2 separate regions of the Homo sapiens genome follow, and region 2 is linked to region 1. A link is an interaction called in ENCODE POLR2A ChIA-PET data of the cell type or tissue named here. Cell type or tissue: GM12878. All regions are shown on one strand. Links, peaks and the distances in the headings refer to the core of each region. The heading gives the core; the rest is flanking DNA.

Evidence for each region. ChIA-PET counts read pairs that join two places held together with the same protein. Peaks named below come from ENCODE experiments on the same cell type or tissue, not always from the same donor. Only the 100,000 strongest peaks of a DNase experiment are listed, where the experiment ranks them.
Region 2: POLR2A ChIA-PET joins it to region 1 with 6 read pairs; 2 of 35 experiments call an interaction of 5 or more read pairs at or near these places.

The regions. Positions count from the first base shown.
Region 1 is chr1:39,266,516-39,273,844 of GRCh38, forward strand. All of the region lies in intron 6 of MACF1 (microtubule actin crosslinking factor 1), which reads left to right. Among named protein-coding and RNA genes, the nearest start is that of MACF1, 65 kb to the left of the region's middle. In GM12878, for the core only: no CTCF peak of the experiment used is centred there; DNase peaks (open chromatin) are centred at 1,866 and 3,406; H3K4me3 peaks cover 3,535 bases; H3K27ac peaks cover 3,907 bases.
Region 2 is chr1:38,975,418-38,982,746 of GRCh38, forward strand. No RefSeq gene overlaps it. Among named protein-coding and RNA genes, the nearest start is that of AKIRIN1, 12 kb to the right of the region's middle. In GM12878, for the core only: no CTCF peak of the experiment used is centred there; no DNase peak of the experiment used is centred there.

The sequences.
Region 1 (7,329 bases), core at 706-5,705:
ATCAGGAGGGTCTTAGAAGGGATTGTGTAAAAGCCGTTGCTTTAGGGCTTCTTGTTGCTTTCCTTTTGTGGTCTTTTCCTTTTTTTTTTTTTTTTTTTTTTTTTCAGGTCTCCAGGAAAGATAGTTAAGGCTATGCTAGTGTAAGTCTTTATGGCTTGCATGGAACCAGGCAGGCTACTGCTTTCTGCTGTGTGGCCTGGATCCTTTTGTTGTAGAATAAATAACTGCAATAGGAAAGAAACACATATATAATTTTATTCTCCATTCACAGCCCTTTGGGTTATAGTCTTTTCCCATATAGCAGATACTATACTAAAAAAAATTGGGGTGGAGGAATCTTCACTGACATCACAAGGTGATTTTTGAATCCGACTTTTACAGTCTGAAATTCAGACTTCCTGCCCTACTGCAATGGGAGTAAAAACCACCTGAACCTCTTTTTGGCAGCTTCTTCTCTTACTCCCAAATGGCAACAAGTGTTATCTCTTTGATTGAGCTCTTGGTCCATGCAGTCTAATTACCAATTCAGAACAGTGGGGGAACTTCTTATTTTACACAACTGGCAACTGAGTACAGATTTCCACTACTGCAGTAGTTAGAAGAGAGTAGTTGGGGTTGAAATTAAAAGTCTTAAAGTTAACAGAAGTTCATGTTCTGGCTTTGTCACTTACTAGCTGTGTAACCTAGGGCTATTAATCAACTTTCTTAAACCTCAGTTTCTTTTTTCTTTTTTGGAGACAGAGTCTTGTTCTGTTGGCCAGGCTGGAGTGCAGTGACATGATCTTGGCTCACTGCAACCTCCACCTCCCAGTTCAAGCAATTCTCATGCCTCAGCCTCCTGAATAGCTGGGACTAAGGGCGCATGCCACTGTGCCCAGCTAATTTTTTGTATTTTAGTAGAGACGGGGTTTCACCATGTTGCCCAGGCTGGTCTTAAACTCCTGAGCTCAGGCAATCCGCCTGCCTTGGCCTTCTAGAGTACTAGGATTATAATAGGCGTGAGCCACTGCGCCTGGCCAAACCTCAGTTTCTTTACCGATAAAATATAAAATAATAGTTTTGACCTCATATAGTGACTGTAAGAATTAAATGAGAAAGTCCATGTAAATAACTTTACACAGTGCTTGGCACACAGCAAGTGCAAAAAATATATTAGATGTTAGCAGTGGCAGCATCAATAATTACTATTGAACATTTTTGTCAAATATTGTTCATCAGAGACCCTGTTCATCTGTTGTATTTAGAAGTGGTATTCTTTTTACCAAGCACTCATTTACTGTACTCAAAACCAACTTCCAGATTTTTCCTGTCTGTGTCATTGGCTGGCAGAATTAACAGATCTTTCTTTTCTTTTATAGGAAAAAGGAGGGAAATAAATGCTCCAGAAGGCTAGATCTTTAAAGTCTGTGTTCCTTTTCTTAACTGTAAGAAGAAGGCTCTGGTTTCTTCAGGTTATAATTTCATTAAAATAATTTTATTGTTTTCTGACCTGAAAAAATTCAGAATATGTATATCTGCTTGATATTTTCTTTTGGGCATCTTGGTGCAACACTTAAAATCTATTTCATTTTGTAGTTTGGGAGCCATAATTGCAGCTTCACCAGGCTTGGTTCTTCTTGGCCCGGGCCCTTCCCTTCCCTTGCTGGTTAGTACCAGCCGAGCTGGTTTGCTTTTTCCCTTTTTGGTACTATTCTCCTCCTCCTTCCTCCACGTTACCTTCTGCCACGGCCTCTCTTCTTTTTCCCTCCATTTTCAATTTACACTTACATTTTCCCTCCTCCTCCTGGCCCTCCCTAGTTTTTCCCCTCCCCTGGTTTCTAGCTCCTTTTTGCTTTCTGTTTGTGTTACTGAGGGCAGTGCTCCAATTACCTCATATTTGGAGAGAGGAAGCTGCAGCCAATCCGGTTTCTGTCTGCTTTTAGGTCAAGTGATTTCTGAACTGCAGTGAGATGCTTTGAATTTGTCTTGTTGCAGCTCTGAGCCTGTAAGATGGCTGTCTGAATCGGCAGCGGCTGGAAGAGACAGAGAGAGGCGGGGAGGGAGGGAGAAAGAATTGGAGGGATTGCCGGCATAGTGCATGTTTTTAAATGTGCATCGAATCCGATGAGGCCAAGGTTGGGATTTCTGTGGGATCCCAGGACTGGCTTAGCTGCGTTTTTGCTGAGATTAGGAGAGGAAGGAAATGGGAAATTCACTGGGCTGTTTTAAGGAGCCGAAAGAGTCAATAGCTATTCCTGAGAAGGCTCCCATATCTCCTAAGAAAAGGGTTCGGTTCAAAAGGAGGTGGAGAGGGAAGAAAATCCCTACTCCAGAGGCATCTCACCAGGAAGAAACCTCAGAAGGAACTGGAGTCATTGAAGAGACTGAAACCCTAACGAAGTTAACAGAGAGTCTCCAAAAGGAAGACGGAGTGGGAGGGGTAGAGCATACCCCCCCAGATATTTTGCTGCCTGGGGACTCAGCCCCCAACTCACGGGTAGTCGATCGGGGGATGATAGTACAGGTAAAGGAGAGATTCCAAGGGGAGGTCCAGACCGCCCACCTTTTGTTAGAGAATGAGTCATCAGTTGCTGGAGGGGTCTGGGATTCCCTGGAAGAGGGGATGACTGTCATTGCTCACCTGCTTGATAACCCAGCAGAAAGGAACTGCGAGAAGTCAGTGAGCCAACTGGTGGAATTTCCTAGGACAGCATCCTGCAGCAGCAGGGCTGTGTTGCTGCCTTTGCAAGGAGAGACTGCAGTGGAGAAAGGAAATATTCAGCGTGGGTTTCGGAGCTGTGCTTTGCCTAGGACAGACTACCCCACTGATAAAGGAAATCAAGAACAATTTTCAGAGGGCTGGAGTGTGGAGGAAGGAACCAAGAGTGTTTCAGGTGCCCCTCAGACAGCTTCCTGGATTATAGAATGTTCTGTTTCTTCATTACTACTGGACCAGCCTGGAGGCCAAAGACGCACGGAGCCTTCCCATGTGGGTCAAGTGCCCCCCCAGGATTCCAGACTGCCTACTTCTCAGAGTGATTTGTCCATCAGTGGTGTGACTGTGAGCATTTTGCCCTCCTCCTCTGGCTATGGCAGTGATGGGCCACACATACATGGGATCCAGCCTAAAGATACAGAACCTGAAAAGAGCTCTACTTCCTTCTCAGAAGAGGATGGCACTCTTTCTCTGGAGGCAAGCCACACCCCATCATGGGGTCTGGAAGAGGTAGGTGGGCATGTTCAAGAGATAATCAAACTGCTGTTTGGATTCTTGGCCCTCAAACATATTAAAGCTGAGTGTGGTGAGCAGTGAGGATGTTGGTGCCTCTCAAACTTACCCCCATGTGGGTTAGTATCTGCTGGAGCTCAGCAAGCAGAATCTATTTCAGGTCTGCCCCTTGATGCTTGAAACCAAGACTTGTCTCTGGGGAATCCCTGATTCTGAGTAGCCAAGTGGCGTAATTGCTCAAGCTATCTGGTGGGATGATCTCTCAAGGTGCAATGCTAGATAGTACTTACTCTCAGGCAGGTCTGTTTACCAGCTTCCCTGCTACGAGAAGTTGTAATGTAGCACAAGAGACGATGGGGAAGGGCCTAACTGAATCTCTGGAATGAATCTCTGGAATAAATGTGGAAGGGGTCAGGCAGCTGTTGTCAGTGTACTTGCTCTTCCTCACAGGAGAGTGATATTCTTACTAGAGCTGATGCAATCCCATCCCTGTTGGGAAATTTCTGACGGCAGCACTCATTCAGTATTTGTATAGGTGGAGAGGGCTCATCCTTCTTTGGTTCCTAATTCCAGGATTAGAGGAGAGGGACAGAGTTATCTGGGGATTAGTTGAGAGAGAGAGAGGGAGGTTAGGGCAATTTGAAGGTTTAAGGCTAGAAAAGTTTGTTTTGTGACTGGATGTATTTAGGGCTTTAACATGATTTTGTTTTGAGGAATATATTGAGGCATGGATGGTGCTGCTGGTGGTGGTGGTAATGGCAGTTTCTGTGAATGTTTTAAAGGTCAAGGAGCAAGTGAGAATTCAGAGATGTGAACACTGAGATAAGGACTCAGCAAGACCATGGGTAGCACAGCATCTGGCATGTAGGTGTGTGATTGTGTGGGTGATTGAAGTTATAATTCACCAATGGCTAAAGAACTTTTACTGGGATGTTGGCCTCTGCAGCAGAAGAAATAAAAACATTAGGACTTCAAAGTGCAAAATTTATAAAATGAGGTAGGGCACTTTCCTTGCCTAGATGGGGGCCACTGATACTGTACAGGGGCCCTGATGTTTGCAGAGCAGGGATATGGTCTACCTACTGGTGCCCTGCCTATCACTAGCAGCATAAGGCTGAGGATAGATACAAATTCTGAGCAATCTGTGCCTAGAATTTCCTCTTTGGGGATACATTTTCCCCACAGACAGCCCCATCTTAGTGCCCTCTGTTATTAGAGTTTGGAGACTCCCAACAGGTTGAAGAAAAAGTGGCCATTGAAAAAATATCTATTTTATGGATGGGCAAGAGGTTTCTTGGGCCTCATATAAACATGGATATGTGTGGTGGGGAGTGTGATAGTTGTGTTATGGTAGGAAGGAAGGCAGTGAAACTACTGGGATATGGGGCGCATGAATGTATTAAGCTATTCTTGCATTGCTATAAATAAATACCTGAGACTGGGTAATTTACAAAGTAAAGAGGTTTAATTGGTATACAGTTCTGCAGGCTGTACAGAAAGCATGATGCTGGCATCTGCTCAGCTTCTGAAGAGGCCTGAGGAAACTTACAATCTTGGTGGAAGGCAGAGGAGCAGTAGGCATGTCACTTGGCTACAGCAGGAACGAGAGGTTGTGGGTGGGATGTGCCACACACTTTTAAATGACCGAATCTCATGAAAACCCACCTACCCTCACGAGAACAGCACCAAGGGGATGGTGCTAAACCATTCATGAGAAATCCACTTTCATGATTCATGATCCAGTCGTCTCCCACCAGGTCCCACTTCCAGTATTAGGGATTACAATTCAACATGAGATTTGGTAGGGACACAGATTGAAACCATATCAACAAGTATTTGGGTTTCATCAGATAAAAAAGAATGTCAAAGTCAACTTTTATCTTGTAAAAGTTGGAACAGATAGAGTAGTTGGGGGTAAAACCAGCTGTGGAACTGATTGTTGTACAACTGGCATTAAAATTGAAATTGTGTAGTCATCATAACATTATAGGACACATGCTTGTAACTGAGTGTGAGATTTTCAGAAATTTGGCATATAAAGTTTTAGGAACTCCTAGTAAAATCAATCCTAGATAATAGACCATAGATAGCAATGGCACCTTTGTATGGGCTGGATCTCCACACTGGCAAGGGAATGTTCTGCATGAGTCTGTGAGGAGTCTTAAAGAAAAGATTGTTAGGAGAAACCTTTGGACCATGATCTGTAGTGTGACCATATTGGCAACAGTATGATTCCTTTGCTGTTCAGTATGATTCAAATTGGTGTGTGGCATTTTCTGGGTAGCCAACCTCTGCATCTATTCCTTCTACCTTTTCACTGCAGACACAGTCATACTACTTATGTATAGCCAAGGCTGAAAAACTAAGTGACCGAGTCTCAGCTCAGACACCTGGCATATTTCCAGGTTTTGTGTCCATCATGTGATACAGGGACCACAGACTCACCATCCTATATGACAGATAAGAAGTAACTTATCAAGATAAGTGTGACATTCCTTCAGAATGAAAGTCCTTAAGGCCAAGAGGCTGCAACTCTCACTGGTCCCTGAAGGAACTGTCTTCAGGGAGCTGCTCCCCTCCCTAACAGGCTGTTCACAGGCTTGAGGACAGTAGCAGCCAGAGAAACAGAGAGGGCAACGCATACTGAAACCGATAGGCAGGGCAAGAGCATCTCTGCTAAAGTGGGAAAGCTGGGAGGGCAAGGGTCAGAAGAGCAGCTGCTGCTGTTCACACACCAACTCCTGTCTAAACAGGAGACAGCTGGCAGTCCAATTGAGTTGTTTTTTGCTTGCTTTTTTGGTGGTGGTTTTGTTTTTAATATGTCAGAGTAGTAACTATCCTCAGAAAATAATTTGAGTTCCAGCCAGACTGTCTCCTCTGTTGATTAGTCCAGGGCTTGTTGATGAGAGTGAGACCAGGCTATGGATAGACATAAACTTCACCATGGGTTTTGTTGCTTTTTAGGATGGAGAGAAATGGGAACTGATTGTGCTTCTTGCTAGTGTAGGGTTTAGATAGTAGAATATACATGATCTGCTTTTCTATTCACCTAGTACAGTTAATACTTCTTTTGTCAAGAAATAGTTAACACAGAAGCAAGATGACAAGGGTCAGCTGACAAATATGTTTTCAGAATGACAAGTAGACTAGGATTTGGAGCTGGATGGGAACAGGCTAATAGCAATCGCTCTTTGATGTCAGACAAAGGCCTTCTTCTCTGGCCCATTTCTTCTCTCAGGACTCCCTATTCCCAGCTGCTTTCAATATCCATACTACTAATACCTGGCTTATTTCAACAAGGAACATTTTTGAAAATCCCTTCCTCCTCCCCATCTTGACTTCTGCTGCCAAGCTCCTGCCCACCTTGTTAGCGAATCCCATTTAATGAAGCATTTACCTCTATACCAATTTTTTTTTTTTTTTTTTTTTTTGACACGGAGTCTGGCTCTGTCACCGAGGCTGCAGTGCAGTGGTGCGATCTCGGCTCACTGCAGCCTCTGCCTCCCGGGTTCCAGCTATTCGCCTGCCTCAGCCTCCCGAGTAACTGGGATTACAGGCGCCCGCCCCCACCACGCCCAGCTATATACCAGTGTTCTTGCCACAACCCTTCGAGTCTCTACAATTTTAGGTGAATAGTCAGATAACACTGGGGCCTAGAAATGATAAGAAAGAGGTTGGTTGGTGTATTATCTTCTGGGCTCAGCCTTTTCAGTTTACAAGTATCCCTCTCCCAGTTTTCCTTTTTAATTATAGGGAGAGTTGTTTTACTAATACTGGCTTTGTACTGAAAGAAGAAAGCAAAATTAACCAGATGACACTATTGGGGGAATGCAGAAGGTAAAGTTATAGTTTAGAACTTTAAGAAAGGATTTTGTTTCTTTTTCTTTTTTTTTGAGACGGAGTCTTGCTCTGTCACCCAGGCTGGAATGCGGTGGCCCTACCTCAGCTCACTGAACCTCTGCCTCCCGGGTTCACGCCATTCTCCTGCCTCAGAGTAGCTGGGACTACAGGCGCCTGCCACCATGCCCGGCTAATTTTTTGTATTTTTAATAGAGACAGGGTTTCACCGTGTTAGCCAGGATGGTCTCGATCTCCTGACCTCGTAATCCGCCCGCCTCGGC
Region 2 (7,329 bases), core at 1,154-6,153, 290 kb before region 1:
TCATATAGAGAAACAGTTCAATATCATTTACTAAATGAACCATTTTTTTTTGCCTGGCTGTAACAAATAACACTATTGTCATATGCTGAACTCTCTTCCATACTGGGATCTAGTTCTAGATTTTCTTTTTTTTTTTCTTTTTTTCTTTTTCTTTTTTTTTTTTGAGACAGGGTCTCATTCTGTTGCCCAGGCTGGAGTTCAGTGGCACAATCTCAGCTCACTGCAACCTCTGCCTCCCAGATTCAAGGGATTCTCCTGCCTCAGCCTCCCGAGTAGCTGGCATTACAGACATGCCACCACGCCCGGCTAATTTTTGTATTTTTTGGTAGAGACAGGGTTTCACCCTGTTGGCCAGGCTGGTCTCAAACTCCTGACCTCAAGTGATCCACCCGCCTTGGCCTCCCAAAGTGCTGGGATTACGGGCGTGAGCCACTGTGCCCAGCCTCTAGATTTTCTATTCTTTTCCAGTATTCTATTCCTATGCCAATATTATACTAATTTGATTAAAGTAGGTTTGTGGATGTTCTGGTATCTGGTTAAGCAAGTAGTTCCCCTTCACTGTACTCCATGTTCATACTTTCCTAGTTTATTCTAGGGTATAAATTCTTCCATATGGATTTAAGGTTATTTTAATGATTTCTTAAAAACTGCCTGCCTGGCCAGGTGCGGTGGCTCACGCTTGTAATCCCAGCACTTTGGTAAGCCGAGGCAGGTGGATCACTTGAGATCAGGAGTTCAAGGTCAGGAGTTCGAGACCAGCCTAGCCAACATGGAGAAACCCCATCTCTACTAAAAATACAAAAATTAGCTGGGCATGGTGGTGGATGCCTGTAATCCCAGCTACTTGGGAGGCTGAGGCAGGAGAATTGCTTGAACAGAGGCAGAGGTTGCAGTGAGCCGAGATTGCACCACTGCACTCCAGCCTAGGTGACAAACCGAGACTCCGTCTCAAACAAACAAACAAAAAACCTGCCTGCCAGAATTCTAATTGGAATTGCATTAAATATAAGTATTTTTAAATATTTTTGTTGTTACAACGTTAAGTTTTCTTATCCAAGAACAAATAACTTTCTACTTGTCTAGCTTTGAACTTTATGTTGTTCAGTAACATTTTTATTATATTCTTCATATACATCCTGTGACTTTGTTCAGCTTATTTATAGGTATTTGAAAAAACTTTTTACCAGGCATGGTGGCTAACACTTGTAATCCCAGCACTTTGGGGGCTGCTGAGGCAGGAGGATTGCTTGAGGCCAGGAGTTGGAGACCAGCCTGGGCAACATAGCCAGATCCTGTCTCTACAGTTTTGTCTTATTTTTTTGTTTTGTTTTTATTTATTTATTTTGGCTCTGTCAGCCAGACTGGAGTGCAGTGGCGAGATCTCAGCTTACTGCAACCTGCCTCCTGGTCTCAAGTGATCCTCCCACCTCAGCCTCCCAAGTAGCTAGCACTATAGGCTCATGCCACTACGCCTGGCTTATTTTTGTATTTTTTGTAGAGATAAAGTTTCACCATGTTGCCCAGGCTCCCGGGCTCAAGTGATTCAGCCACCTCGGCCTCCCAAAGTGTTGGGATTACAGGCATGAGCAAAAAAAAAAGTTGTTTTAATTAGCCAGTCATGGTGACATTTGCCTGTAGTCTCAGCTACTCAGGAGGCTGAGGTGGGAGGAAAACTTGAGCTCCGCAGTTCAAGGCTTCAGGGAGTCAAGATTGCACCACAGCACTCCAGGCTGGGTGAGAGAGGGAGGCCGTCTCTACAAAAAAAAATTTTTTTTTTGAGACGGAGTCTCGCTCTAGGCTGGAGTGCAGTAGCACGATCTCAGCTCACTGCAACCTCCGCCTCTTGGGTTCAAGTGATTCTCCTGCCTCAGCCTCCCGAGTAGCTGGGACTACCAGCACGTGCCACCACGCCCAGCTAATTTTTGTATTTTTAGTAGAGACAGGGTTTCACCATGTTGGCCAGGATGGTCTTGGTCTCTTGACCTCGTGATCCACCCACCTCAGTCTCCCAAAGTGCTGGGATTACAGGCATGAGCCACCATGCCTGGCCTATGAAAAATTTTTTAGGATAAAAAATTTAAAAATCTTTTTTTAGAGACAGAGTCTCACTGTGTTACCAGGCTGGCCTTGAACTTCTATGCTCAAACAATCCTGCATCCGCTTCCTAAGTAGCTGGGACTACAGGAAGTCCCACCACACCGGGCCCTGGGTATTTTATATTATTGAGAATTTTTTTTTTTTTTTTTTTTTTTTTTTTTTTTAGTGACAGGTGTGTCTGGAATTGGTTCCTTCCGGTGGGTTTGTGGTCTTGCTGACTTCAGGAGTGAAGCCACAGACCCTCCCGGTGAGTGTTACAGCCCTTAAAGGTGGCATGTCCGCAGTTGTTTGTTCCTCCCGGTGGGTTTGTGGTCTCACTGACTTCAGGAGTGAAGCTGCAGACCTTCGCAATGAGTGTTACAGCTCTTAAAGGTGGTGCTCCTCCTCAAAGAGTGAGGAGCAGCAAGATTTATTGTGAAGAGTGAAAGAACAAAGCTTCCACAGTGTGGAAGGGGACCCGAGTGGGTTGCGGCTGCCATCTTGGGTGGCAGCTTTTAGTCCCTTATTTGGCCCCACCCACATCCTGCTGATCAGTCCATTCTACAGAGTGCTAATTGGTCCATTTTATGGCGTGCTGATTGGTCCATTTTTAGAGAGTGCTGATTGGTGCATTTACAAATCTTTAGCTAGACACAGAGTGCTGATAGGTGCGTTTTTACATAGTGCTGATTGGTGCATTTACAAACCTTTAGCTAGACACAGAGCACTGACTGGTGTGTTTACAATCCTGTAGCTAGACAGAAAAGTTCTCCAAGTCCCCACCCGACCCAGAAGCCCAGCTGGCTTCACCTCTCAATCCCCCCTTTAAACAGGATACCCCAACTACTGTTGGGAATTGGGCGATGACCGTTCTAGCTACTTCCTGCTGGATAGGGGCAAAGAAGGGGCCCTGCAGTTGTAGTGTCCTCCAGAGGGGAATGCTTTAGGCCAAAGGGCCAGTGGATCGGTCCAGCGGTCCTTGATAGAAGTTGTTAGTTGAGCTCATTTGGGGTTCTATTTGTAAGACCATCTGTAGCTTGATGGCCTCGATCCTAGAGGAAACAAATTTGACAAGGAGGTTAAAAATACAGGGCCCGAAGGCAAGTAATAGCAAGACGGCTGTCACGGGACATAGAGAGGGGAGAAGCCAGGTTGCCCAACTCCAGAGGTTGGTATAAGAGTTTGAAAGGCATCGTCTGATTTCAGAAGACTTTTCCTGTAAACGCTGGGTGGCATCTAGTACTATCCCTGACAGGTTAGTGTAAAAGCAACACTCTTCCCCTAAGAAGGTACAAAGTCCTCCTTTCTCAGCAGTGAGGAGGTCTAGGCCTCGGCAGTTTTGGAGAGTCACTGCTGCCAAAGAGTCTATTTGGGATTGTAGTTACTATCCTTACTGGATAGATTTTGCTATTTCTTTTTTTTTTTTTTTTTTTTTTTTGAGACGGAGTCTCGCTCTTTTACCCAGGCTGGACTGCAGTGGCACTAGCTCGGCTCACTGCAACCTCCCCCTCCCGGGTTCACGCCATTCTCCTGCCTCAGCCTCCCGAGTAGCTGGGACTACAGGCGCCTGCCACTTCGCCCGGCTAATTTTTTGTATTTTTAGTAGAGACAGGGTTTCACCGTGTTAGCCAGGATGGTCTCGATCTCCTGACCTAGTGATCCGCCCACCTCGGCCTCCCAAAGTGCTGGGATTACAGGCGTGAGCCACCACGCCTGGTAGATTTTGCTATTTCTTGCAAACTGTCTGAGAAATCCTTTGAGAGTATGTGGTAGTAGGATAATGCATGTTACACTGTTAACTTTTAGCAAACTTTACTTTAGTTAAAAACGTTGTAAATTTGGGATTTTAATTTTCCTTTGCTATTAATAAAACCTCGTTCAGTCCATATTAACTTAGAATTGGTATAGATGGCTCCTTCCTAATTCTGTAAGTACTTTAAGATTTGGCTGAGTGCAAACAACTCACACGTTTGAGCAGACCAATAATTAGGCAATTTTCCTAACTGCTTCTACAAGAGTTCCCTTATCACTTACTGAATACCCACTGTGTCTTTTTTTTTTCCCTTAATTGCCTGGGAGGAACCATCTATCATCCTGTCCTGAAGGGAGTTCCTCCTAGATCTGGTTGGACTTTTGTATGGCAATTAATTAAGATTTAGATCCCCTGTTAGGAAACCTGCTGGGTTAAGGATCTTTGACAGGAAGGCTATGGGTTGTCAGTGGCCTCAGTGCTTTCAGGCTATGCCCTTGTTTGCACTGCCAACAAGGTGGTATTGGAGTGGTACAGGGTCACGGAGAAGACCTTCAATTATCAATTATAGGTTTTAAATTTACCCTGGCTTTTAAAGGAATAGGGTACACTGTTTTTTCTTTACTACTTCCATCTCTCTTTCTCTTTGACTTCTTTGTCTCTCTCTGTCTGTCTCTTCCTCTCTCTGACTCCCTTTTTGTCTCTGTCTCTTGGGGTCTCCCTATGGTGCCCAGGCTGGTGTCAAACTCTTGGGCTCAGGCCAGGAACGGTGGTTCACACCTCTAATCCCAGCACTTTGGGAGGCCAAGGCAGGCAGATCATGAGGTCAGGAGATGGAGACCATCCTGGCTAACATGGTGAAACCCCGTCTCTACTAAAAATACAAAAAATTACCCGGGCTTGGTGGCGGGCGCCTGTAGTCCCAGCTACTCGGGAGGCTGAGGCAGGAGAATGGCATGAACCTGGGAGGCGGAGCTTGCAGTGAGCCGAGATCAGTGCCACTGCACTCCAGCCTGGGTGACAGAGCGAGATTCCATCTAAAAAAAAAACAAAAACAAAAACTAAAAACTTCTGGGCTCAAGTGATCCTCCTGCCTTGACCTCCCAAAAGTGCTGGGATTACAGGTATGAATCACTGCACCCCACCTCTCTTAATTTCTTTTTTTTTTTTTTTTTTTGAGATAGAGTCTCGCTCTGTCACCCAGGCTGGAATGCAGCTGGTGCCATCTTTGCTCACTGCAACCTCCACCTCCTGGGTTCAAGTGATCCTCCTGCCTCAGCCTCCTGAATAGCTGGGACTACAGGCGCACGCCACTACACCTGGCTAATTTTTAAATTTTTAGTAGAGACAGGGTTTGCCACGTTGGACAGGCTGGTCTCAAACTCCTGACATCAGGTGATCTGTCCGCCTTGGCCTCCCAAAGTGCTGGGATTACAGGTGTGAGCCACCACACCTGGCCTTAATTTTTTAACATTACATTTTTTTTTCTTTTCATTATATTTTTTCATAACTGTGGTTCTCAAGTACATTAGAGGACTTGTATTTGCCTGTGCCCCTAAATAATAGGGTAAACATGCTTTTGACATGTGATTAGAGTAAACTGAACATTCTTGAGACTGGTACAGCTGGGTGCAGTGGCTCACACCTGGAATCTCAATGCTTTAGGAGGCTGAGGTGGGACAATCCCTTGAGACCAGGAGTTTGAGACCAGCCTGGGAAATATAGCGAGACTGTCTCCATAAAAATACTTTTTTTTTAAATTAGCCAGTCCTAGCTCCTGTAGTCCCAGCTACTCATGAGGCCGAGAAGGGAGAATCACATGAGTCCAGGAGTTAGAGACTCCCGTGAGCTACGATTCTACCATTGCACTCCAGCCTGGCAATAGAGCAAGACCTGATCCCTGAAAAAAAAAAGAAAAAGACAGAGAAGAAGAGGAAAGGCTATTGAATGTTATTAAAGCCTTTTCAGCATCTATTGATATAATCTTAAGGTCTTTCTTCTTTAATTCATGGAATATATTTATTTATTTATTTATTTTCGAGGCAGAGTTTCGCTTGTGTTGCCCAGACTGGAGTGCAATGGCGCAATCTCAGCTGATTGCAACCTCCGCCTCCCAGGTTCGAGATTCTCCTGCCTCAGCCTCCCCAGTAGCTGGGATTACAGGCGCCCGCCACCATGCCTGACTAATTTTTGTATTTTTAGTAGAGACAGAGTTTCACCGTGTTGGACAGGCTGGTCTTGAACTCCTGACCTCAGGCGATCCACTCTCCTTGGCCTCCCAAAGTGCTGGGATTACAGGCGTGAGCCACAGAGCCCGGCCAATTCATGGAATTTATGAATTATGTTGATATGCTTCCTGATAGTCTAGCCACCCTCATACATTTGGAATGAGCCAGTTTGGTCACCTTGTGGACTTGAATCTGCCTGGGCCCCTAAATGATATGGTAAGCTGGTGTGACTGTGAAACCAACCCAATAGTCCCATAGACAGTTGTTTTTGGATAAACATAGAAATTGACCCTTCTGATCCAAAAGCTTGAAACTTACATTTGTTTTGTTTGTTTGTTTGTTTGTTTGTTTTGAGATGGAGTCTGGCTGTGTCGCCCAGGCTAGAGTGCAGTGGTGCAATCTCGGATCACTGCAAGCTCCGCCTCCCGGGTTCATGCCATTCTTCTGCCTCAGCCTCCCGAGTAGCTGGGACTACAGGCACCTGCCACCATACCCGGCTAATTTTTTGTATTTTTAGTAGCGATGAGGTTTCACCATGTTAGCCAGGATGGTCTCGATCTCCTGACCTCGTGATCCGCCCACCTTGGCCTCCCAAAGTGCTGGAATTACAGGCATGAGCCACCGCGCCCTGCCGGAAACTTAACATTTGTTTTATCTGAGTTTCTTCCTCAAGAAAGGATCTCCAGTCCTCTCAAAACGTATCAAAGAACTGAAACTCACCAGATCATCTCCTCCAGACAATGAGACTCCAGGCCCCCAATTCATCATGATTGCTTCCTTACCCTTCTGAGTTTCTGTTTTCTCATAGATAGTTACATTTCTTCCCTGATATATAAACCCCAAATTTTAGCTGGTCAGGGAGATGGATTTGAGACCAAGCTTCTATCTCCTCAGCTGCAGCACCCAGTTAAAGCCTTCTTCTAGCAATACTCATAGTCTCAGTCACTGGCTTTCTGTGCTGTGAACAGTAGGACCTAGACCGAACCCCTGGTGTTTCGGGAACAACTCTTGTGTACTGCATTCCAGTTGCTAATGTTTTATTTGGAATGTTTGCCTCTGTTCATTAGTAAAGTTGGTCTATAGTTCTTTCTTGGTACTACATTTTTCAAGGTTTGGTTTTAAAATTATGTCAGCAGCATAAAATGAATTGGGGAGCTTCTCAATTTTCGATTGGATCAAATAACTGTAATAGGTCAAATAACTATGGACCTGTGTGTTCTTTAAAGGTTAAATGGAACATAGTTAGAAAGCTATTAGGTTCTGTTCTTTTTATTA